Linked DNA regions of Homo sapiens: region 1 is linked to region 2. Evidence: chromatin contacts called from ENCODE POLR2A ChIA-PET data. All regions are on one chromosome and are shown on one strand. Each heading gives the region's core, a stretch centred on a gene start or an enhancer-like site at or near the end of the contact. The rest is flanking DNA. Distances are from core to core; before and after follow the strand shown. Region 1 overlaps CEMIP2 (cell migration inducing hyaluronidase 2). Region 2 has its middle 180 kb from the start of CEMIP2.

The links. ChIA-PET counts read pairs that join two places held with the same protein, here RNA polymerase II (POLR2A).
Region 1: POLR2A ChIA-PET joins it to region 2 with 17 read pairs in BJ. The contact joins two enhancer-like sites. POLR2A ChIA-PET finds 5 or more read pairs at or near these places in 3 of 52 experiments (A549, AG04450 and BJ).

What each region holds. Positions count from the first base shown.
Region 1 is chr9:71,682,587-71,687,537 of GRCh38, forward strand. It overlaps CEMIP2 (cell migration inducing hyaluronidase 2), which reads right to left. Exons shown (of 24, transcript NM_013390.3): 23 at 3,157-3,260; 24 at 780-2,807. The coding sequence ends at 2,611. Among named protein-coding and RNA genes, the nearest start is that of CEMIP2, 83 kb to the right of the region's middle. Within about 2 kb of position 1,410, at least 5 of the 41 ENCODE cell types and tissues checked have a DNase peak (open chromatin) inside an H3K27ac peak, as active enhancers do.
Region 2 is chr9:71,587,645-71,592,838 of GRCh38, forward strand. It overlaps the pseudogene RPL35AP21. Among named protein-coding and RNA genes, the nearest start is that of CEMIP2, 180 kb to the right of the region's middle. Within about 2 kb of position 2,152, at least 2 of the 41 ENCODE cell types and tissues checked have a DNase peak (open chromatin) inside an H3K27ac peak, as active enhancers do.

The DNA.
Region 1 (4,951 bases), core at 160-2,659, 94 kb after region 2:
ATGCAAATAAAAATAATAGGTAAATGCAATTTTGTTTTAGTCACAAAAAAATTACAGACTGGAGTTAAACAGTGGGCCTATTATATTAGTGCCGTGGTTCCGAAACCTGGCTGCATATTAGAATCATCCAGGGAGCTTTAAAAAAAATTCCAGTGCTCAGGCTGCACCCAACACCAATTAAATCTGAATCTGGGGGGAAGGGAGTAAAGTCCAGGCCTCTATATTTTTTTTTAAAGCTCCTCAGGTAATTCCAGTGTGCAGCCAAGATGGAGAACCTCTGCCTTGGAGAATACAGTCCCTGCCCTTCTGAAGCTTACTCTTACAATATTTACTTGGTGGATTCTGTCCACCAAGTGTCTTCCTCACTTCCGTCAGTAACTTCTTTACAGCTGGAATCTGGAATTTTAAATTTATAGATAGAGATATAAATTCACATACAGGCCAGGCGCGGTGGCTCATGCCTGTAATGCTAGCACTTTGGGAGGCCAAAGCAGGAGTATCACTTGAGGTCAGGAGTTCAAGACCAGCCTGGCCAACACGGTGAAACCCCACTTCTACTAAAAATACAAAAATTAGCAGTGCATGGTGGCGGGTGCCTGTAATCCCAGCTACTTGGGAGGCTGAGGCAGGAGAATCACTTGAACCTGGGAGGTGGAGGTTGCAGCGAGCTGAGACTGCATCACCTCACTCCAGCCTGGGTGACAGAGCGAGACTCCATCTCAAAAATAATAACAATAATAATAAAATAAATAATAAATAAATTCACATACACACATATATAAAATACATGCACACATATTTTTATTTAACTTAGGCCCTGATTATTAGTATATAAAACAGAAAAACCAAGTGCCTTGGTAATTTACATATCTTCTCCAAATCTTTAAAGAACCAAGCTCTAAAAAACACACGTAAAGATATTTAAGTCATAAAACACACACACACACACACACACACACACACACTCTAATGACCTTCAGGAACCATAATCCAATAATATATTTAATAGGTAAGATCTCATTCATCAATATACAAAAAAAAAAAACAAACCAGAAAACAAAAAACTAACTTTGATTAAGACATGTGCCCTTAGTAAGGGCACTTACAATTAGAAAGGTTTATCGGTAGCACTTTGAGGTAGCATATTTTGTAAAGTCACAGGGCTGCTCTGCAGTTTCTCCTGGATACAAAGGTAGAGGCCATCAGCCTTTGCCCCTAGAAGAGGAAAGTGAAATTATCTGTACTCATTGCCAGTGTCAGCCTGAACACACTTTCTACCACCCACCCTTGGCCATCCCTCCTCTACACTTTATGCGTCGGGGGTTTAGAACAACGTAAAGGCATTTTGCTGCTTCTTTCCTCTTGGTACGGCAGCATCCCAGGCTGTGGAGCCAGTTGCCTCTTGCCGCATGTGATTCACCAGCAGGAGACGCATGCACCCTGTGGAAAGGGAAGCTGGGCATCACAGCATGCTTTTTAATTGGCTTTAACATTTCATTAAGTAAGAGTGACTCATTCCTGCAAGGCTTTAAAGAGGTTCATTTCTGAGTATTCTCTCCACGATTCTGACCCTAGAAAGCGCTCCTTTTTTTCCTCCCTGGGTGTAATCATTTTGGGGTATCATTAAGCTTTCTGGGATTTTCCTGGCAGGAGGGTGAACAGAAAAGCTTTAAAAAATCCACACAAAACAATAACAAAAAACCCAAGTGCAAGAGCAATACCAAGAACAGACTTCCTTTGTGCAAGTTAAAATGATACAAGTTTACGGTTCAGGAAAACAACCTACTTCTTAAAACAAAACAAAACAAAACAAAAAAGGAAATATTCAGTTGAGCTCTGCATTTTAAACACAAATATACAGTCAAAAGAGGCTAAGGATTAAAGCTGCAAAAATGGTCCCAACAGCCTCAGACTTTTGCTGCAGGAAAATTTTTTGCCCAATGGTCACAGATTAAAGGGATATCTAATCCCCAAGAGCCCTTTTGTCCCAATATACTTCCTGTTTGAAAGTTTAACCCTTACAAGTAATTGATATATAAGTGAATAAAAATAGCACATGTCCAGGCAAAAAAGGGCATGAGCTGGGCCTGAGTTGCCACTTAAAACTGTCATTCAATATCATAGAAAATCCTCAAAGGCTGCCCAGAAACAGGGCCCCAGGCACTGCTGAACATGCCAGCCACCAAGTCAACTGCCACCCGACCCAACTGAGCATTAAACTTCAAGTATCCAAGGTGCTACAATAGCTGGTCCTCTAAAGACCTCAGGCTGACTCTCAGAAGCCCCCACTCCACCCCACCCCATTATACAAAAAGTAAAAACATTGCTCATGGTCATTACAAAATACGGGGGTGGAAAGTGAGGAATAAGAGATCTGCTCTCTGAATACACCAGCCTTACAAATACAAACAACGTCTTTAACATTTTGTACAACTAGAAGGTGCATGAAGCTGGTATCCAAGCAATAATTTCAAACGCTTTCTTTTCTCCCCATTCTGTATCAAACTGGAAAATGGTTCCGTTGGGTTAACAGTGTCATTTTAAAATGCCATAAATTAAATAAGTTAGTTCACATTTTTTTTCCCCCAGCACTTAAGTTACAGTTAGTCTCTAATGTGCTTTTGAAGCTTGCTTTAGCAGTTCCAGGTCTCTTCTGCGGACAGTGGTGGCTCTGGGACAACCATATTCGTCCAGCTGCAAAGGTATGAATTGTTCAAGCACCCCAAGGCCCTGTCCAGCAGGACTGGTAAATAGCTTAGTCCATGATGGTTTAAAGTTTCCACTGAATCCCAAAAATATGGTACTCCCTAAAAAAAAAAAAAAAAAAGAAAAAGAAAAAAAATCAATTTTTATAGCTACATTCCAGCAAGAGAATATAGGAGGTGAGTCGGAGGTGAGCAAAACAAAGGCAGCTATTAAAAAACTCTGCACTTCCTTACATCAGCAAATGAACTCTCACCACCCACCTTTTGCCCCAGATAACAAACCACATCCCAACACACTTCCTCTCACATTGTGCCCTTATTTAGAAATCATCTTAATGATACCCACTCCAGCAAACAAGCTCATGAAAATGGTCTGGTAGCTGAATTGCACCATAAAATTACCTATGTTGCTGGCCCTGTAAGAACTTCATGAAATAATACAAATACAAACCTTTGTCATAAAGATGAGCTGGTTTGGCTAATCCCAGAGGTACTAGTAAGTGTGAAATGTTTAACTGCTTTATTTCTCCTCTTGTGCTCAACAGAACAATGGACCTGTATGTGAAATTTAGAAAGTCAGAGCCAATTTCAATCCTTCAGCATGAGTATCTTTCTACTGAGTATCTTTCTGAACTGACTGCTGAATAGAAATATTAGATAAAAGCAGAACTCCAAAAAGAAAAAAGTCTAGATGATTTTCCATCCAATTCCCACTCTTCCACCCCACCACCATGGGCTTCACACGTTGCTCTTACAAGGGGTAACGCATACATAAACCAAATCATTTACGTACGTTCACCTAGTGCAGGGCTTCCCAACCCCTGGGCCATGGATGGGTACCAGTAGATTAGGAACCAAGTTGCACAGCAGGAGGTGAGCAGGCGAGCGAAGCTTCATCTGTATTTACAGCCACCCCACAACACTTGCATTACAGCCTGAGCTCCGCCTCCTGTCAGGTCAGCTGTGGCATTCAACTCTCATAGGAGCAGAACCCTATTGGGAACTGCACATGTGAGGGATCTAGGTTGTGTGCTCCTGAGAATCTAATGCCCAATGATCTGTTGATCATCACCCCCAGATGGGACCATCTAGTTGCAGGAAAACAAGCTCAGGGCTCCCACTGACTTTACATTATGGTGAGCTGTGTAATTATTTCATTATATATTGCAATGTAATAATAATAGAAAAAAAGTGCACAGTAAATGTAATGTGCTTCAATCATCCTGAAACCATCCCCCTTCACCTCCAGTCCATGGAAAAATTATCTTCCATGAAACCAGTCCCTGATGTCAAAAAGGCTGGGGACTGCTGACCTAGTGGATGGTCTGGGGCACAGCTCTTTTAGGGAATAGTCTATTGTTGTTGTTGTTGTTTATAATTTGTATAAATTTGTGAGGCACAAGTGCAATTTCATTACATACATAGGATTGCATAGTGGTGAAGTCAGGGCACTTAGGGTATCCATCACCCAAATAATGTACACTGTGCCTATTCAGTAATTTCCTGTCATCCACCCCTCACCCTTCCTTCTCCATTGTCTATCAGGGAGTAAGTCTACTGTAACATGGGAGAATGGTTTTGTTTTGTTTCAAATACTCTATTTATTTAAGTTCTATTATCTATTTATTAAATAAATGGATAAACACAATTCTAAAAATAAATAAACGACTAAATGTGTTTTCCATGGTTTGAATTACCATTTTTGTCACATAGTAAGCCAACATACATACTTGGACCTATCTGTGGATTCTCCGTTCTTCTCTGATCTTGCTCTTCTCTGCCAAAACTATGCTGGCCTATGGCTTCACGGTCCATTTTAATATTTGATAAAAACAAGCCCTTGTATTACTGTAATTTGTTTATATTTTACTACTTTCTCATTTATTCTTCCAGATGAACTACAGTATCAACTGTCAAGTACAGTAGAAAAGTACCTTTTGGGACACTAATGGAAATGTGTCAAATTTATATTTTAACTAAGTAAATGTAATGCACTTGAATCATCCTGAAACCATCCCCCTCCACCTCCAGTCCATGGAAAAATTATCTTCCATGAAACTGGTCCATGAAATTAACATTTATTAATTTTCCATTCAGAAACAGAGTCTCTCCTTTTATTCAACTTCTGTTGCATATCCTTTAGCAATATATTTAATAATGTATTTATTTTCTGTGTGTGTGTGTGTGTGTGTGTGTGTGTGTGTACACATACAAACTCACTCTTTCAAAAACTTTAATCAGAAATG
Region 2 (5,194 bases), core at 902-3,401:
AATGAATAGAAGTCAATAGTGCCACTTCCAGGCCTGGGCCATTAAACTCATTGTCACTCCTATGAGTGACAAAGGCATTGCCCACAGCAACCACGAGTCACATGTTAAGGATGGCAGAGCTTCAGTCAACTTAAGTCCTTCAATGACTCTATGGAGCAGAATCCTCAGCCACCGCCAGACTACCAGTGCTCTCACCACCAAAACCACTCTGGACTGTGATGTGAGAAGGAATGAAACTCCTTTTTCATTTAAGACATTACTTTTTAGGTCTGTTTCAGCAATTTAGGCTTCCCCAAGTAACACAGAACTACATGCTGGCAGGCAAAAAAAAAAAAAAAAAAAGCTTTCTTATATTATGTTTATGTAATGTGTCTCTGAAAGACTTTCACATCTACTGGGAGATGGAATTCTCTCAATAACCCCGTGAGACAGATAGCAGGCCATCTATTATAGGACCCATGCGCCCATGCAGATGAGGCTCAGAAGAATTCAGTGACTCAGGGAGGGCCCTACAGCTCAGTAGTCATTCTGGAATCTCCATCACTGACTCACCATTTGGATTTACACAGGTCACCTCTCTCTTTCATCATTGATAGGATATGGTCATCCCTGTCTTTCTACCTAAGAGAGAAAAATTCTATGGGGGCTGGTCTGTGAATCCCTTAGTAAAAATGACACAGATGTGATATTCAGTTCCATAAGTTACACAGGTAGGAGAGATTTAGCTATATTATTTGGCAATGCCTTCTTAATTGTTTACTCTTCAATATCTTAGCTCCATTGGAAACAGACTGATAGGCAAAACCAAACATAGGCTGCTAAGCTACTATTGGTCTTAGATCTCTTAAATTGTAACATCTGATGTAATATCATTTTTGATCTCATTCTTGATGTAGTTCTTTTGACTCTGTTTACTTACCTGTGTATGTTATCAGAAAATGTACCATTTCAAAATTTTTTATTCACTCATGTGTTCACCAAAAGTTATGAGCATTTACTCTGTTTAAAGTCATTGTGCTAGACCCTGGGTATCCAGTAGTAAACAATGTGGGCATAGTCCCTGCCCTCAAGAAGATTATAGTCTGATCAGAAAAGCGGACAATAAACAAGAAAATATGCAATCTTATTTAATTACAAATAGTGATTGATGGAAAGAAAGAATGAAGAAATGAAGATGATGAGAACTAGGACACACTTTTTATATCTCTCTCTAGTTAAATCTTCTAAAATTCATTCTGCAGAATTAGAATTACTCACAAATGTATTATTTCCAACTTGCTAATATAGCCTATTTTCTACCCTTGGACTGCTTAAGTAGTTTTGCTTCACTTCTAGGAAATGCAGAGCTACATTTGGTACTTAGCAATAGAAATGTCTGAACTTAGGTTCCTAACTCAGCTATCTTTCTACTTCTTCCAAATTGTTTCTGCTTTATTTTCTTTTTCAGGTGAGAAAAATACATATTTTAATCTCAGTCTTTCATTTCAATCCCCTTCTCATGCAGTGTTCCCATTTTTAAGCCTAAGAGATACCGCTCTGATGTTCCTTCCTTTATTTTGTTTTTCAGGTGAGAAAGGAAGGGAGGGAAGGAAGGAAGGCGGGGAACAAACACTAATAAATGAGGGCCTTGCTCTTTTGCACACAACATCCCGATGATCTGTCTTTGGGCCTTGACGGGGTGACCAGATGCGACGTGTTTGAGGAAACCCAGGCACTTCTGGTGGCTGAGGAAGACAGGAAATCCCAACTTGACACTCACAGATGACGGCTAAAGCAGACACAACCACAGGGGCAGAAATCTGACTGCGAGGAACCTGGACTCTGACTCGAACACCCGCGAAGGACAGGGATTGGGACCCTTATATTACTGTTTACCCAGGAGTTACAAATCATTGCTCTTCCCGCCATCTTGGCTCCTGTGGAGGCCTGCTGGGAACAGGACTTCTAAAAGGAACTATATCTGGAAGGCTGTGGTCCAATGCCATTTTTGCCGGCTATAAGCAGGATCTCTGGAACCAAAGGGAGCACACACCTCTTCTAAAAATTGAAGTTGTTTATGCCTGAGATGAAACAGAATTCTATTTGGGCAAGAGATGTGCTTATGTATACAAAGCAAAGAACAACCCAGTGACTCCTGGCAGCAAACCAAACAAAACCAGAGTAATCGGGGGAAAGGTAACTCATGCTCATGGAAACAGTGGCCTGGTTCGTGCCAAATTCCGAAGTAATCTTCCTGCTAAGGCTATTGGACACAGAATCCGAGTGATGCTGTACCCCTCAAGGATCTAAACTAACGAAAAGTCAATAAATAAACTTGGATTTATGCTCTTGAAAAAAAAAATCATTGACCCTCTGAGTTGTGACTTTTCTGGCACCCCATTCGGATATTCTATATGATGGGTATGGTTTTTATTTGCTCTGTGGCCTTGGATGAGCCACTGAAAGGTCTTCAAGGTTAAATTTCTATCCTGTCTCATAATGACATCTTAACCCCTCAATAAAGTATTATATTTTTAAAATTAAAAAAAAAAATCTGAGAGATACTTCGATTCAAGGTTTAAAATACTCCAGAACCATCATTTAATTTGACAAAACTATGTCCTTGCCCTGAAAGCAAGAGTAGAAACTGTGGCCCTGTTATCATAGTCCTGTTTCCACAAAGCCTGTTCTATGTCCCCAAACAGGTTGGCAGAAGAGTTGTAAAGATCTGAGGGCCACGGTGATGAGGGAAAAGATTTTAGGAAACAGAAAAAGAAGAACAGTTATTGAGTGCTTATTATATATTCTAAGTGCTCTCATAGCATTCTCTTGTTAAATGCTCACAACTCTACAGTTCTAGCCTTCTCAGAGATTCCCCCAGCCCATACCACGTGGTCCAGAGAGGTCAAGGTCTTATGTCATGTTCTCCCTTAAACCTCTCTGCATCTCTAAACCCACAGGGCAGAGGTTAGCCCGTCATGTAGGTAGCCTGGTGTCATTTTACATGTACTAATTTCCACATTTAACTAATAAAAAACTTGCCAGAAATTGGATTGGGATTTTTTTTTTTTTAACACAGAGTTTCACTCTGTTACCCAGGCTGGAGTGCAATGGCACAATCTTGACTCACTGCAACCTCTGTGCCTCCCCTGTTGAAGCAATTCTCCTGCCTCAGCCTCCCATGTAGCTGGGATTACAGGCATGTGCCACCATGCCCAGCTAATTTTTTTGTATTTAGTAGAGACATGGTTTCACCATGTTGGTCAGGCTGGTCTCAAACTCCTGATCTCAGGTGATCCCACCCGCCTAGGCCTCCCAAAGTGCTGGGATTACAGGCATGAGCCACTGTGCCCAGCCCTGAATTGGGATTTTTAGCCGATTATAGGCTCAGGGCCATATGACAATAAAAATAAAACTTTAGGGCTACATATTTTAATCTCAGTCTTTTGTTTCAATCCCTTGCTCATGCAATTTTCCCTATTATTAAGCCAAGGAGATATCACTCCAATGTCCCTGGCTCCCTACACAACAAGGAGATGTGCCACCTCAGAGCTGAAACCTTGGGGGAACTCAGGCCCCAAACATCCACGAATAGAATGTATGGCTTCACTGAAGCAGAGTGGCACAATGACACGTGTCTTTACAAATTTAACAGGCTATAATCAGCTACAGCTGCCATGCAATGGCCTGTCTGTCTTGGCATCCACCAGCTTCTGTCCATAACGCAGCTTCTCAGCCGGTTTAGGTATGGGAACCACACAACCTCTAAAGTGAAGGAGGCTTCTCCAGCAAAACCGAACGGCATATTCAGATGCTGGGTGAGGATTCATAATATTTAGCTATTTTGTTAATTAATATAACAGTAATTTCTTTATTCAGTCACAGAAACATCAATGTATCTATGCTGAAGCACCATAATTTTATAAGCACAGTTATTGGGGGAAAATGTTACCTTTTTGTCCTAAAAAGACTCTCCACGCATGTAGCTAGGGAAAGCTAAGGTCAGTGGCAGAGTTATATGCACACCTCCACCACCAACATCACCACCACCACCTCCTCCTTCATCTCTCATCCAGCTCTGCCTTAGGCCCTTTTTTTTCTTTTCTTTTCTTTTCTTTTTTTTTTCCCCAAGACAGGGTCTCACTCTGTCACCCAGGCTGGAGTGTGGTGGCGCAATCTTGACTCACTGCAACCTTCACCTCCTCAGCTCAAGTGATCCTCCCATCACCTCAGCCTCCCAATAGCTGGGACTACAGGCATGCACCACCACACCCAGCTACTTTTCATATTTCTTTTTGTACAAACGGGGTTTTGCTGTGTTGTCCAGGCTGGTCTTGAACTACTGGACTCAAGAGATCCACTTGTCTCTGCCTCCCAAAGTGCTGGGATTACAGGAGTGAGCCACCATACCTGGCCTGTCTGAGACCCTTTAACCCATTTATGCCTGAGGTTGCACTTTTTGGAATTTTTGCAATCAGACCTTGGCAATGATCTTGAGCAGTAGGATATAAATAACTCCCACATATGGGAGGTCGGGGTGGGTGGATCATGAGGTCAGGAGTTGGAGACCAGCCTGGCCAACATAGTAAAACTCCATCTCTACTAAAAATACAAAAATTAGCCAGGTGCGGTGGTGCACGCCTGTAATCCCAGCTACTCAGGAGGCTCAGGCAGGAGAATTGCTGAAACCTGGGAGGCAGAGGGAGGTTACAGTGAGCTGAGATCATGCCATTGCATTCCAGCCTGGGCAATAGAGCGAGACTCCATCTCAAAAAAATAAATAAATAAAAAAACTCCCACATACTTAGCGTTCCAATAATGGAACACTAGGAACAAATGGGTTTTTACCTTGGGGGTTTTAAGTACTCCCATGGCAATGATCCATGAGAGCATTTATCATTCAGTTGTGACTCTTTTCTCACTTGCCTGTATCCTCCCTAATACAGAAGGTTGAGGACAGAAACCACATTAATATTGTCGAACATTGCATTCCCAATACCTTACTCAGAACCTGACACATAACAGGCATCTACTGAGTATTTGCTGAATGAACAAATACATTTCTTCTGCTCTTAGTCCCTCCAGGTTTCTTCTCCCCTTTGCCCCTGTCTCCTTGGCCTTGAGGTGTGCTTCCTGACCTCAGACTTTACTTTCTGCCAGATGGCTTCTCACATGTACCGATAGGTTGATCTGTGGTTCCTCACTTCGTGAATTT